Linked DNA regions of Homo sapiens: regions 2 and 3 are each linked to region 1. A link is a loop called in an ENCODE intact Hi-C map of the cell type or tissue named here. Cell type or tissue: endothelial cell of umbilical vein. All regions are shown on one strand.

Evidence for each region. Peaks named below come from ENCODE experiments on the same cell type or tissue, not always from the same donor. Only the 100,000 strongest peaks of a DNase experiment are listed, where the experiment ranks them.
Region 2: it touches region 1 in a loop (10-fold over the local background); 101 of 110 quality-filtered maps call a loop at or near these places.
Region 3: a loop joins it to region 1, with 14 times the contacts of the local background. A loop is called at or near these places in 67 of 110 quality-filtered maps.

Annotation. Positions count from the first base shown.
Region 1 is chr2:69,304,741-69,309,740 of GRCh38, reverse strand. No RefSeq gene overlaps it. Among named protein-coding and RNA genes, the nearest start is that of GFPT1, 80 kb to the left of the region's middle. RefSeq lists enhancers at 2,354-2,403, 2,889-3,628 and a silencer at 2,634-2,783. In endothelial cell of umbilical vein, a CTCF peak has its summit at 2,176 (motif pointing right); a DNase peak (open chromatin) is centred at 2,280; H3K4me3 peaks cover 1,140 bases; H3K27ac peaks cover 1,757 bases.
Region 2 is chr2:69,010,063-69,015,062 of GRCh38, reverse strand. ANTXR1 (ANTXR cell adhesion molecule 1) reads right to left here and starts at 1,884. Exons shown (of 18, transcript NM_032208.3): 1 at 1,412-1,884. The coding sequence starts at 1,563. In endothelial cell of umbilical vein, a CTCF peak has its summit at 2,045 (motif pointing left); a DNase peak (open chromatin) is centred at 2,072; H3K4me3 peaks cover 1,439 bases; H3K27ac peaks cover 416 bases; H3K27me3 peaks cover 683 bases.
Region 3 is chr2:68,940,860-68,945,859 of GRCh38, reverse strand. GKN2 (gastrokine 2) reads left to right here. Exons shown (of 6, transcript NM_182536.3): 6 at 410-628. The coding sequence ends at 492. Among named protein-coding and RNA genes, the nearest start is that of GKN2, 9.5 kb to the left of the region's middle. RefSeq lists an enhancer at 1,934-2,123. In endothelial cell of umbilical vein, CTCF peaks have their summits at 1,982 and 2,184 (motif pointing left); a DNase peak (open chromatin) is centred at 2,179; H3K27me3 peaks cover 158 bases.

The sequences.
Region 1 (5,000 bases):
AGCCATTTGGAACTGGGGAGAGTTTTATTATTGCATGTGGTTGTTTTCAGGCACCCAATACACTTCAGAATTAAGTGTTAAGTGCTGGTATCTTGAAGTGCAGGGTGAGAGGTAGTCCGTGATTGTAAGAGAGATGAACCTGCATGAGAAAATGCAAAACAGGCTTTTCCTGGGTCCAGAGTCTCCTGGGCCAGCCACACCCAGCATTCAGAAGTAGACACTGCCACAGTAATTCAGTTCACACTCCCAATACAACTTGCACAGCACCTACCACACCTCTCTGAGTGGCACCGCAGCCTTCAGATTACCACTGCCTGAGATGTCCACTTCCTGTTAGCCCATATCTAATTATGTGTGGAGACTTAACAAATCCTGTATTGTGAGAGGACTCCTCTGGTTATGGGTAACAGAAACCCTACTCTATGGAACTGAAGCACAAAAGGGGACTTAGAACTGGATCGTGTCACTGGAAATGCCAGGGTAACCTGGCTTCAGGAATCACCGACCCAGCTTGTGTGCCTGTATCCCAGATTCTGGCACATCTGACATAATCCCTGTGACCCTCCTCTCCATAGTTTCCCCATAGTCTCCAGGAAGACTCCGTCTTTTTAGACATGTTGGGTCTGACCTAAGGACTTTGAGTGTTCTCAGGCATTTCTCTAGGGACACAGAGTGACCAGAAATGCCAGCCAGCTTGGGCAAAGCCACTTGCCTTTTCCTCCCTCTGGAACATCCAGCCACCTCTCTAGACCTGCCCAGGAGCTCAGAGCAGCCTAGGAGGTCCTCTCAGTTGTTGCCCCCTCACTGTCCTCTGGGGTCTCCAGAGCCAGCAGGGAGTACTGAGGGTCCCTCCCAGCTGCAAGCTCCAGAATTCTCTACAGATGCCACTGCCAGGGTTACCCTGTGAATAAACTGGTTCTACTCCAAGGGTGTCACACGTGCATGATGTAGGTAGACATGGCATCGGGACTCCAATGATCCCAGACAGAATCTGCATGACCTCCTGTGAATATCGCCAGCAGCAGCCAATCTGTGGGTCCATATTTTGGCTTAATTCCCCCAGCTTTGGGGTCCTTCATAACGACAGGACATTGGTGTCCTCCTCCACCACTCCAAATGCCACAGGCATTTATCAAAGTCCCCAGGAGTTTGCGTGTGTGTTTAGGAAGAAGCCCATTACGTCTTCTGCGGGTCTGGGTTAGCAATCGTCTGCACCTGTTGTGCCCTCTCCTCAGGGCCCATGCCTTGCCCCGCAAGCTGGTCACCCCACAGCGGCTGCTCCTGAGGTATTACCAGGCTCAGTTCTTGCACTGAGTGGGGCTGGGACCACATACCACAGGGTCACTCTCTCATTCACTGCTCCACCATCTCCTTTCCACTAAACTTTCTTCTGCACTAAAAGATCCTCATATCCCCTGCCATGAACACCACAGCCATCTATTTCAGCAGGTGACCCCCTGTTAAACAGAGCCACCAGAGAGACCCCCAGGAGCACAGCGCTGGTTGGAGAACACCACAGCTGGGGTCTAGATGTCCTCATTCTCGGCCTTCTTCTTTTATACCCAAACGATGCTTTCTCTGTTAATAATATCTGAGAGAACTGTTGCTTAAAAATGTAAAACGAAACCACCGTGTAAATGGAGCGGGGTCTTCCTTGGAAAGTCTAACCTTGGGGGCACCTAGTTGATGTAAAGAAACCACTGGCTGTCAGAGGGGAAGGGGGATTTGAGGACAGCCGAGTCAGGGAGCGTGGAGCAGCCAGGCTTTGTGGCAGGGCCTTCCACAGGGGCATGCTGGAGCTCAGCACTGAGAGCACCGGGAAGAGAGGGACAGCAATGGGCACCTCAGCCCCTCAGCAGGAGAAGATGGCGACCGCCACAGTGGCCCAGACTCCTGGAACTTCTGAACTACTTGGTAATTGGTTGGAATTTTCGGGGGTCCGCAGAACCCACAGTTCTCCAGGTGGAGCCGAACCAGAAAAATGCTACTTTGTGGTGTTACTGTGACCCCCACCCCCGCGCCGTATCCACCCCAGGTGCATTGATTAGGAAGTTGGTTCTGGCTATTTAAAACAGTGCTGAAACAGGTGGGTGTGAGCGGGGGAGCGGAATCACACAAACCGCGCTGGTCACAGCAGAGGAGCGCCCCACACGACAGCCTTGCGGAGACGGGCAGCGGCCACACGGGGGCAGCGCCTTCCCAGCCTGAATGAGCACAGACGCCGCGAAGCCCCCGAGAGTCGAGAGGAAGCGCAGTTAAGGGGCGGCCACGCGTCTCGGCCCTGTGCCCTTCCTTACATTTCTCGCTCTGCGGGGCGCGCCATGCCTGCAAACACAGGGCATCAATGGTCTTGGGAGGCTGGAATGTGGGGTGTGCAGAATCCATCCAGCGCAGTCTAGGGCAGGACCCAAGGGACACCCTGTGGGGGTGCTCTGGGCTGGTCCCCTCCAAGCCCCTCTGCCCGCTCCCTGATCTCACTCAGATCGGTCCCCTCTCCCTCAGAGAGCGGCCCTTGAGCTTCAGGCACTTTTCTAGGCCCTGGGGGCACAGCCGTCCCGGGGCGCCGTCTGGAGGGCAGGGACAGTAGTGTCCCCGCAGCGCCTCCTACCTGCCACCACCTCCACCTGTGCCGGGAGCCCCAGACCCGCCGGCCGAGCCGGGTGCGGAAGAGGCTGCAGGCGCCCGGGGCCCGGCCTTCGGAAGTAGGGGTCGCAGAGGGGCTCCGGCCTTGCGGTATCTTGTGTCGGCCGCACCCCAGGGTGTGGCTCTGGAACGGGTAGTGGGGAAGCTGCGGCGGCGCGCAGTGATCCCAGCGGGGCGTCTGGAGACAACAGAAGGGGCGGTGCTCACGGGACCGGCGTCTTTCCCGGGGGCCACAGTCGGGCCAGCGGGGCATCTCTCCGGACGGCCCCTCCCCGCTCTCTCTGCTCGGATGTTCACGCTTCCACCCTCAGCGCGGGGCCGCCCTGCCTCCCCCTCCGGAGCCCCCAAGCGGGTGTCAAGGGCAGCCGCACCCACGCGGAAAGCTCAGTTTCCCCTCCTGTCCTTTAGGTTTCTGTGGCTTCTTTCTGCCTCCGTAGCTGGAGCCAGGACGTGGCCGTGGTCCGGGAGAGCTGCGCCCAGAGTCCCGGCTTCCTGCGTGAGGGGGAGCGGCTGGGAAGCGGGTTCCTGGCGGCTGGACCACCGCCCCAGGTGGGCGTGCGAACTCAGGGCCTGGATTCGCACACAGAGAGCCCTCCTACAGCTGTGCACGCCCCGCGCCGGCTCCCCTTCCTGGTTTTTGATGGATACAGCCGGTCCCAGGCCCACCAGTTTAAATGAGTTTAAATCCCCACGCAGCCGACATTGAGGAGAGAATTCAGGAAGCTGGCACGGCTGCATCTCCAGCCAGAAGGTTTTGTGTCTGACATTTGATTGCAAATTGCAACGTTTCAAGGCTTTATAGCTCAGGGGTTGAAGGCAGGAGAGGGAGCCTATCTGTAAATATCTTTCTCCTTAAAATGTGGTCTCTCCCGCCTCTCTTCCTTTTGGCTCCTTTCCTTTTTTTTGGCACAGGAAGATGGCTGAGGTCAGCGAGGCTGGGTTGTTTCCCTGTCCACAGCGCATTAGGGACCAGAAAAGAATGTTGGTGTCTCTAAGGTGAGCTGCTGTCGCCTCAGGGTCCCGGGCTGGGGGTGACAAGGGCTAAGCTAAGACGAGGCCCCTAGGTGAGTGGATTTTGCATTGATTTGGAAGCTGGTTCAGGCTATTCAAAACAGTGCTGAATTCTTTGATGTTGAGGTCGCTTTGGACCTCGAGGTCCCACTTATGCCGGCTTCTTGCTCCAGGAGCGACGGCCCTGGTAGAGAAAGGGAAGTCGCGCAGCCTCTCAGGTGGCCAGGTCTCCCGCTAACCCCCACTGGCAGCTTGTCTGAGGTCTGACTGCAGAGCTGTCCGAAAGGAGCTGGGCTAGGAGATGCCAGTGGGATGTCCCAGCCACACAAAACTGCAGGCAGAAATGGGTTGACCATGCCTCAGTCTTGACTGCCCCACCCATTGCCCACCCCAGTGCCTGACCAGCTTGCAATGACTTGACCAGTACATGTGACCCTCAGCAGCCACCTGCTAATATAAGCTCCCATTTCAATCCACTTCACATGCCACCTGCCCATTCAGGACCCTCACCTCCAACGCCCCCCCCCCCCCCACCCCTTGCTGCAGCATGCCTCAACTCCCCAGGCCTTGCTCAGCCTGCTGTCTTAGAAGAACTGGTCGTGTGTGGTCCAGGGCTCTGGGCTCTGGCCTCTGCATCGTGTCAGCACGTGGCTGCCCTGGGCTGGAAGAGGGACGCTGCTGTCCCTTCTGGTATTCTGGGCAAGGGGATGAGGAGGCTTTTCTCCAAGGCCCTGTAACGCAGCTGAGATCAGGCTGAAATTTTTAGCAGGACCGTCCTGGAGGCTTGGACAAGCACAGGGCAGTGAGGTGCAGTCCACCTCCCAGGGTGGTGGCTACTAGGGCCATAGGAGCATCCTTGGGGAGATGGGGACCCCCCGCAGAGTTGTAGCTGCCATCATCTCTCCCCCAGAGAGAGGGTTCTACCTGCTCTCTATATTCAGGAGAGAGGATGAGGACTTCCATTCACCTTTGGGACAGCCTTTACTTTGTCCCCGGGCCCAAAGAGAAGAGGAAATTCCTTTTTCCTGCAGCCCGGGACTCAGATCCTCTCATTTCTGTGCCTTGGTCTGTCTGTGCCTAGGACACTTGACAGTGGGGTTCATCCAGTTGCGGAGAGAGAGAGGGACAGTAGCCCCATCCTCAGCGACAGCAGCCCCACCCTCAGCGACAGCCCCACCCTGGGCCCTGCAGGCTGCGCTCCACAGAGCCACAGCTGCTATCAGCGCACTCGGGTATCAGCCGCGCACGGGGGGATGTCGGGAGCTCAGTGCATTCCTTTCCCTCCACCCACCCTCAGATCAGGCAGCACTCATGTCTGCCTGGAACATCTGCGTTCAGATTCCTGG
Region 2 (5,000 bases), 290 kb after region 1:
TGAATATCATTCTGAATTGGCTTTTTAAAAAAGCACGGAGGAGGAGCACCTCCGACTGTTTTCATGCACTGTCTCTAAGTCTGTGAGCTGATGCTTCCAGCCACTAGAAGTAACAAAAGAAATTCCATTCCTTAGCACTGGAGCATATTTTCAGTATCCACCTTCTCATAAATCTGCAGAAAAGAAATCTCACTTTTCATCCAAAGAATCTGGAGTTCAAAACAGCCTTTACGGAAAAATCAAACTCCAGGGGCAACTGCAAAGCACATTTGGTGTCTAGCTAGCCAGCTTATTTTGCAGGACTCTTTTTCCAACTCCTAAATACTTTCCAGTCTGTGAAATCCATCTCCCCACCACTGTAACAGCAAAGCGCCTCTCCTGGCACTGGAGAGCTCACTCAGTTTTAATGAGCACGGATCTTCTGTGAGGGGCTTTTTATCGTTGAAGCTGGTTTTCAGCAGATAGCATGAAGCTTCCTTGGGTGACTGTGGCTTGGCAAACTTATGCGGATTTGGGAAGTGCTTCATTGGTCAGAATTCAGCTCTCCCTTGAGCAAATCCTAAAGCCTAACCACTTTTTGCAAGGAAACCAGGGCTCCTGCACCTCCCTGGTAGCCCACCAGTCAAATGGCCAAGAGCTTGAATTCACTACATCTGGGGTACTCAAGTCGAAGGGGAGGGACATTTGGCAATGTCTGGAGGCATTTTTAGTTGTCACCACTAATAAGGAAGGAGTGGGGGGCGGGGGATGTTACTGGCATCCAGTGGGCAGAGGCCAAGGATGCTGCTAAACATCCTACAACGCGCAGGACAGCCCCCACCACAAAGAATTACCAGGTTTCAATCTCAGAAGTGCCAAGGTTAAGAAACCCTGCCTTTCATTCTCACTCAGTGCCCGGTGAGAAGTATGCATTACATGATTAGGAGCAAAGATAATGCCTTCCGTGGGACAGCGTTTCAAAACAAAACAAAAAAACAAAAACAAAAACAAAATGCGACGATTGGCTTTAAAATGCCCAAGCCTCTAACTTTAGGAGTGCCTGTGCCTGCAAGTTCTGCCTTTGGTAAGCAAGCCTTTCCCACCAACACGGGAGGGAGTCACAGAAACTCAGCAAGACAATAGCATCCTCCAAGCCCCTTGCCTGCTCCTGGGACACAGAAAGCAAGACAGAAAAGAAGTCTGTCCCCTTCCGAGCAAGCGGCGTCGCCTCGGCTGCGGGCTCTGGAGCCGAGGCTGGGAGGAGCGCGCCCCAACAAAGGCGCAGCACTCCGCCGCCGCCTGCCGCGCGGTCCCTCTGTGGCCCTGGAGATGCGCTCCTGTCCCCAGGCGACCCTGCCAACGAGCCCGGCCCGGGGCGAAAGCGTTTTCGCCCGCTTAGCCTGGGGTGGGGGGGACAACTCGCGGCACTTACTTGTCCAAAATGAAGTACAGGTCAAATCCGCCGTAGCAGGCTGGACCCCCATCCTCCCTGCGTCCCCCTTGCCCGGCGCAGATGAGCACCAGAGTGGCCAAAGAGAGCCACTGGAAGCCGATGCCGAGGGCTCTCCGCTCCGCCGTGGCCATGGCCCGCAGCCCGGGGAGAGCAGGGTCCGCTCCTTCCCACGCTCCGCGAACTCGCCACGACCCTCAGGGACGCGCCATCCGCGGGCCCTTCCTCGCGGGTCCTTTATTCCCCCTCGCTCCCTCGCAACTCCCCGGAAGCAATTGTCTGGAGGAGTTCAAGGTTTCCCCTCTGGTTTCCGCTCCGATGCTGTTTCTGGGTTTCGGGTTTCAAGGATCCCAATCCTGTCCTCCGCTTCTTTTAAAGGGGAGGGCTGCCTCGGTCCGGGGCCGCCGGGCAGCTCCCGAGGCCGCGCCGAGCTTTTGCAATGGAAGGAGTTCCGTCCCGACGGTTCTTTGTCCCAGATTTTAAATATGATGGGGGGGGGGGGGGGTTTCAAATTGTTCTTGGTGGGGGCAGTGCTTTGCCTTCTCTCCTTCCTCTCTGCCCCCCTTTCGCGTTCTTACGGGGAAGAAAGTTCAAAGGCTGCCACCTTGTGGACAAAGGCGGCGAAAGCACGCGTGGGACCCGCGGGAGTGCGTCGGGGGCGGGGGCGCTTCCAGGCTTCGCGTATAAATTTCCTTGTCCTTACCATTCTCATGTGAGCTGTGCGTGTTTTCTTACTCCTTCCTTCTTCCCACGCACTTTCCCTTTCTTTTTCCGTGACCGCCTCTCCATTCTCTGTAGTCCTTCTATTCCTTCTTTTCCTTCCCTATCCTGCATCTTTTGATAAGGTCACTAAACATTGGATGAGAATTTGTTTCCTCCAACCACGGTGACTCCGGCTCCCCAGGCTAGGACCTTTGCAAACAAACCATTGTGCAGATGAAGTAGGGGAAAAACGGGACCTTTGTGGTATGAGTCATCAGAGTGACCTTACATGGTCTTAGTCTGTCTGGACCATAAAAGAGACTGTTGGGGTCCGGTCTGAAACCATCACAAACAACCCCACAGAGTGTGGTACTTAGGGCTGCTCCCGGCATGGAACAGCTGAGCCTTCTAGATGGCCACCATCTCCATCTTTTAGGGATTCTATGATAATAGTTCTTCTTTTCAGCCTGTGAACTTTGACATTTTCTCTCTATCTTTGATTTAGGATGGAGGAAGTAAACAGCTTACAAGAGTAGAGACGCTCCAAGCAGTTTGGAATTGGCAGGGAAGTTCCGTGCTAGCCTCTCTAAATTGGAGAATCAGCCTCTGAGCCCCAGTTCCGAGTGGTACCCCAGTTCTAGCTTCCTATTGTCTTCCGCTCTGGGAGCCCTCAGTGCATATGCATGTACTGTTTTCCCAGGATTCTTCCTCCAGACACACATATTCCCCTCCACTTGTGTGCCTCCCAGACCCTTATACCCCAATGTGACAGTCCATGGTGGTTTCCCCCAACATGTGTACCATGGAATCTTAGTGTCTTGGAATGCTCCACTAACCAATAATCATGTTGTCAAATCAGCCTTGAAGATTTGTCATGCGTAGCACTGACCTGCCTCCAAAATGAACCCAGTGTTTCTCACCTCCTGGAATTCACACCCCTTCCACCTTGGGTGAGACTGACCTGTGAGTAATTAAGAAGATGGTGTGTGGCTTCTGAGGATAGGCCATGAGAGATGTTGTGGTTTTTCCCTTCTCTCTTGGATCACTCACTGTAGGAGAGCCCACTGCCATGTCGTGAGAACACACAAGCAGCCCCAAGGAGGGGTCCGTGTGGTAAGGAACTGAGACCCCTGCTGGCAGCCAACACCACTTTGCCAACATTGTGAGTGACCCATCTTGGACATAGGTTCCTGACATCCTGTGAAGCCTTCAGCTGACTGCAGCCCTGTCTGACATCTTGACTGCAACCTCATGAGAGATCCCAAACAAGAACTACCCAGCTAAGCCATTCCCTGATTCCTGATCCACAGAAATAAGCGAATTTTTATTAGTGTTTTAAGTCTCTAAGTTTGGGGGCAATTTTAAATATAATAAAAGATAACTAATATATGCCTAGTATCATATTAAAGCCTTGAGAATTTCTGTAGGAAAAAAATTGCTGAACTGTGTTTCCCAGACTTACTTGACCATGAAACTGTTGTTTCATAGATAAAATGTATTAAACCCATACTTTGGGAATTATTGCTCTCAGGAAAAAAATAATTGGAGGGAGATTAAAATACCCTAACCATCCAAGTCTTCCTCTTCCATGTCTTCTTTCTCCTCAAAGGATTGAAAACCCATGCTGACCCCACTGCAGCTCGATGACTTGAAAGACAGTGAGGAAATCTATAGAAATCAGATGGGTAAGGGAAAGCAGAAACACTGGTGGGAGCTGGTAAGAGAAGAAAAGGGATATGACAATGTGATGGAGAGAGTGTTTATGGGATTGGCAAGGAATAGGAAAGAGCTTGAATGTGGAAAGCGGGTGGAGGGGTGAGATGAATCAGGGAAGCATTAAGAATATCTTCTCTCACCGTCATGCCCCCAGGGCCGTCTCAAGTTGTTAAGAGTTTAGGTGACAGAGGAATGTGTTGAGAGCTTTACAGGCAAAATAGTTTAGGAAATTACCCCGGAAGGAAGCAGGGGGTGTCCTGATAGAGCTCTTCAAAGTTACAGACACCATTATCCAAGATAGATGAGGGCATAGTTCTTCCAGGGGTGGGAGGAGAGAGGATATTCTGTGGGAAACAAGGTTATGGGGAAGGGGAGAAAGATCAAGAGGCTCCTCTGGACAAAGATGGTATTTTCCAGGGCAGACAGGCAGTGAGAGGAATTCAGATATTTGAGTGTCCCAGTGCCTCTGCCTCTCTTCCAGGATTCTAGAAAGAAGTCCATCTCTAGATCTTAAAATGCCTCTACCCTGCTCTCCCTCCAGCCTGAGGAAATACATTCCAGGCTGCCTCTTCTACCTAGAGGGCTTTGTGCCAGCCTCACTCACTGTAGGGAGGTGTTCTCCAAACATTCTTGAGAAGTGAGCTTGAAGTTGAGCTGCAGAGATATGGTTATTCGCAGGGAGAGTTTAAATACGACAAAGATGTCCATAGTCTATAACAGTGGTAAATGAAGCCTCTTCTGTGATCCCAGCATGTTCGCTCAGCGGGGGATGTTGTCAGGTGTCAAAAATTGGCAACAACTTTTGCCTTTGTTTGTTAGGCTGTAGTGGCCTCATAATTAGTGCTTGTAGAGAAATGGGAGAGGTGGGTCAGTCACTGCAGGCTAGAAGGCGGCTTGGGGAGAGTCTTGGTGGGTTCCTGCTAGCATTTTCCAGAATGATTTTACAACTCAGAGACATATAAATGTCAAGATCTTCCTACACAAATGTTACCATCCTCTTGAGGTAATTCTCAGTGTTCTGACTTGATTGGGAGTGTCCTGGTTCCTAATGCCTTCCAAGGCCTCCAGTGTTCTGGAAGAGGTTGATCAGCCTTTTCAAGGCCTATAAAGATAGATACATGAGGTTTGGAAGGGACTCTTCTGCTTCTTTAAT
Region 3 (5,000 bases), 360 kb after region 1:
CAGGGAGTAAAAACCCTGATTCATCTGGGTAACATATGCCACTGCAGATATTACTGTCATTTTTATACAAAGTTTCTAAATGTGGCAGAGCAACCAGAGTGAAAGAGGTCGGGCCAACTGATGATGAACACAACAAAGGAAATTTCTCAGAGTACTGGAAGGTAGATAAAGAAGAGTTTATGTTTATTATATATCTACTGCCCAGAAAAAAATTTTAAGTACTCATTCATAAAGTAAATAAAGGCACATAGGTATGCCATTGACACAGAATGGCATAATATCACTGGGATTGAGCCAACCAGCACTTCCAAAAGTTGTCAGTTTTATTTAAGCTAATGTATTATTATTCTAATAATTCCAATAATATATTTTTTAATGCTCTTTCTCTGAAAAATTTTCCCTTTTCCAGATAATGTCGGTGCTGGAGGCTGTGCAAAGGCTGGGCTCCTGGGCATCTTGGGAATTTCAATCTGTGCAGACATTCATGTTTAGGATGATTAGCCCTCTTGTTTTATCTTTTCAAAGAAATACATCCTTGGTTTACACTCAAAAGTCAAATTAAATTCTTTCCCAATGCCCCAACTAATTTTGAGATTCAGTCAGAAAATATAAATGCTGTATTTATAGATTTTTTGGTGTTTGTTGTTTTTTGTAAGCAGCAAAGGGAATCCAAGCAATGTCTTTGTCACTATATAGAAGAAAAAAAATTGCCAGAATTTTAAATAAGGTGCATAATGTGTGAAAATTCCCAGATAATACCACTGGGTCACATGTGGACTAGTCAGCTGGGGTCGAATTTCCATTTCTTCGTCTGCCCTCTGGACCAGCTTCCCATCTAACCATCCAAATATATGGGAGCAACCTGGGTAGAGAAGAGGCTCACACGGTGGTGGCCTTGACCTGGCCAGGGGAGGGACATAGCGTATGCTTATCAAACAAGTTGAATGCTCAGGTGAAGGCTTTTAGGGCCATTCATATGAGTTAAAATGTCCTTTAACTCACCAAAGCAGTAGACTCAACCTGAATAAACTTTATAATAATATGTGTTGCCCTGGAGTGAGAAGGGAGAAAGGGAGAGAGGAAGGAGCACCTAACGTCCAGGAAAAGATGCACCATACTGAAGATCATAACAGGAGTGAAAGACTAGAAATGCCAAGTCAATACATAGCAGAAAAGCAACTTCCAATATTTCAAATAAATTGCACATTGTGTACAAATCTCAGATCGTGAAGCTGGGTCACACGTGAACGTTCGGCTGAATGCAAATTCAGAGCAAAGAGGAATTACTTTAATAACAATTTATTCTCTTGCCGTAGACCTCTGGGATCCTAGCTGCAGAGGACCCCCGGCCTCCGCGTTTGAGCTGACATGAGACTCTCACTAGAGATTAGATGGAGAAAGGGCTCCAGCAGGCACGGAGCTGGAAGCTTTGTCTGTGAGACAGCTCCGCGGGAGCACTCATCCCCCAGGGCTCTCTGTCTCCCTCTGAGAGGCTCTGGCCCCATATAACCACCAGAATGGGAGAAGAAGTGCTTCCCCGTGGGATTAGGGCACATCTGTCCCGCAGGCCCACCTGCCTGCCAGTCCCTCCCAGGATTCCTGCCTGGCCACCCCACAGGAGTGTGTACACAGTGCAGCCTCAGCTGCTCAGCATGGGTGCTTTGCTCCACTTGAGTGCATTCCGGCAGCGTGGGAGCTGTTTGAATCCCCCAGTGCACACAGATCCCAACCCCAAGGGTCCAGGGGAGGGAGCTGTGAGCAGATCCGGACGTCCCAGGGCTGTGGCTCCGGAGTGCGGAACTGGGCCCAGTGCTTCAGCAGAAGAGGAGCCCATACTCTCAGAAAACTCTCAGAGAGGGGTGAGTCGCACAGGTTCCTGGGCTGGTGTGGAACCTAGGCGTGCCTCCCTCCACAGAGCTGGTCCAGTAAGTGTGGGGCCTGTCTCCCTGCTGGACCTCTGCCTGAAGGAGCCCAACGACCTGGAACACCTAACAACAACAGAAAGTCACGGCCACAGTGCCAGTGATCAGGGGTCCCTCCCCTCAAGACCGAGGAGGAGACCTGGTGAGGGGTCACCCCTCTCCCCCTTGCACCACAGAGCACGGCTTCAAAGGCCCGGATACACAAAGGAGCCGGGTGGCAGAATATTAGTCTAGCTATCTCCCATTGCTCTCACGCGCCATCTACTGGATTTCATCCCAAACTACAACACGAAAAACTGCTAATTTTCCTGCCTGCCAGGCCGAGGACTGGAATTCAACAGACTGTTTAGAGCCTTTGCCCTCTGAAAACTTCCAGAAATGAAGCCAACTGACTATATTCAGTTTACACCAGAGTTAAAGGAACGCCAACCCTCCCAGATGAGAAAGAATCAGTGCAAGAACTGTAGCAATTTAAAAAACCAGAGCGTCCCCTTACCTCCAAATGAGCCCACTAGCTCCACAGCAATTGTTCTTAACCAATCTGAAATGATGAGCATGGAATTCAGAATCTGAATGGCAATGAAGCTTATAGATATCCAGGAGAAAGTTGAAATGCAATCCAAGGAAACCAAGCAATCCAGTGAAATGGTTTAAGAGCTGAAAGATAAAATAGCAATTTTACAAAAGACCCAAACTGAGCTTATTGAGTTCAAAAAAGAATTTCATAATACAATCAGAAGTATTAATAGCAGAATAGGCCAAGCTGAGGAAAGAATCTCAGAGCTTGACCCCTGGTTCTTTGAATCAACTTAGACAAAAATAAAGAAAAAAGAGTTTTAAGAAATGAACACAATCTCCCAGAAATATGAGATTATGTAAAGAGACAAAATCTATGACTCATTGCCATCCCTGAGAGAGAAGGAGAGAGAATAAGCAACTTGGAAAATATATTTGGGGACATAGCCCACAAAAATTTCCCTAATCTCTCTAGAGAGGTTGACATGTAAATTCAAGAAATACAGAAGACCTTGGCCAGATAATATACAAGATGACCATCCCCAAGGCACATAGTCATCAGATTCACCATGGTCAATGCAAAAGAAAAAAATCTTAAAGACAGCTAGGGAGAAGGGTCAAGTCACATGCAGAAGGACTCTCATTAGGCTGGCAGTGGACCTCTCAGCAGAAACCTGACAAGCCAGAAGAGATGGAGGGAGAGGGGTCTATTTTTGTCATCCTTAAAGAAAAAAAATTCCAACCAAGAGTCTCATACACTGCCAAACTAAGCTTCCTAAGTGAAGGAGAAATAAAAACCTTCTCAGACAAGCAAATGCTGAAGGAATTCAACTAGACCAGCCTAACAAGAGGTCCTAAGGGAGTGCTGAATATGGACTCAAAAGAATAACACCTGCTACCACAAACACTCACTTAAGCACACAGCCCAACGACACTATAGGCAATTACACAGTAAGTCTACATAACAACACAATGACAGGATCAACATCTCACACATCAATACTAACCCCGAGTGTAAAGGGGCTAAATGCCCCACTTAAAAGACATAGAGTGTCAAGCTTGATAAAAAGACAAGATCCAATCATCCACTATTTTCAAGAGCTCTATGTTATGTGTAATGACACCCACAGACTCAAAGACTTGGAGAAAGATTTATCATGCAAAATCAGAAAACAAAAAAGAGCAGGAGTCACTAGTTTTATATCAGACAAAACAGACTTTAAACCCTTAATAATTAAGAAAGACAAAGAAGGGTATTTCCTGGACCACAGAAGGCTTATTGGAAAAAAGGACATAATGACAAAGGGTACAATCCAACAAGAAGTTTTAACTATTCTAAATATATACACACCCAACATTGGAGCACCCAGATTTATAAAACAAGTACTTCTCGATCTACAAGAAGACTTAGACAGCCACACAATAATAGTGGGAGACTTTCACATCCTACTTACAGATCATTGAGACAGAAAACTAATAAAAGAACTCTGGACTTAAACTTGTTACTTGACCAATTGGACCTAATAGATATCCACAGAAAACTTCACCCAACAAAGACAGAATATACATTCTTCTTATCTGCACATGGAACACATTCCAAGATCAATCACATGCTAGGTAAGAAAGCAAGTCTCAATAAATTAAAAAAAATTGAAATCATACGAACCTTAATATCAGACCACAATGTAATTAAAAATAAATCAATATCAAGAAGATCTCATACATAAATACATGAAAATTAAACAACTTACTCCTGAATAACTCTTGTGTGAACATCAAAATTCAGGAAGAAATAAAAAATTATTTGAAATTACTAAAAATAGAGACATACCTTACCAAAATCTCTGGGGTACAGCTAAAGCAGTGTTAAGAGGAAAGTTTATAGCACTAAATGCCTTAATCAAGAAGTTAGGAAGATCTCAAATTAGCAGTCTAACTTTGCATCTAAAAGAACTAGACAGAAAAGAACAAACCAACCCCAAAGCTAGCAGAATAAAAGAAGTCACTAAAGTTAGAGAAGAATGGAATGAAATTGAGATGCAAAATCCATACAAAAGATCAAATGAAACCAATAGTTGTTTCTTTGAAAGAATAAATAAAATTGATAGACCCACCTAGCTAGATGAACAAAAAAGAAAGATCCAAATAAACACAATCAGAAATGACAAAGGTGATGTTACAATTGATCCACAGAAATACTTGTCCTCAGAGACTGCTATGAACGTACACAAATTAGAAAATATAGAGGAAATGGATAAATTCCTGAAAGCAAAAAATCTCCCAAGATTGAATAGATGTGAAAATTCTCAACAAAATATTAACAAACCAAATCCAGCAGCATATCAAAAAGTTAATATATCATGATCAAGTAGGCATCATTCCAGGAATGCAAGCCTGGTTCAACATAGGCAAATCAATAAATATGATTCGCCACATAAACAGAATTGAAAGCAAAACCTACATAGTCATCTCAATAGAGGCAGAAAAAGCTATCAATAAAAATTCAACATCTATCAAACGAACATACCTCAAAATAATAAGAAACATCTATGACAAATCCAC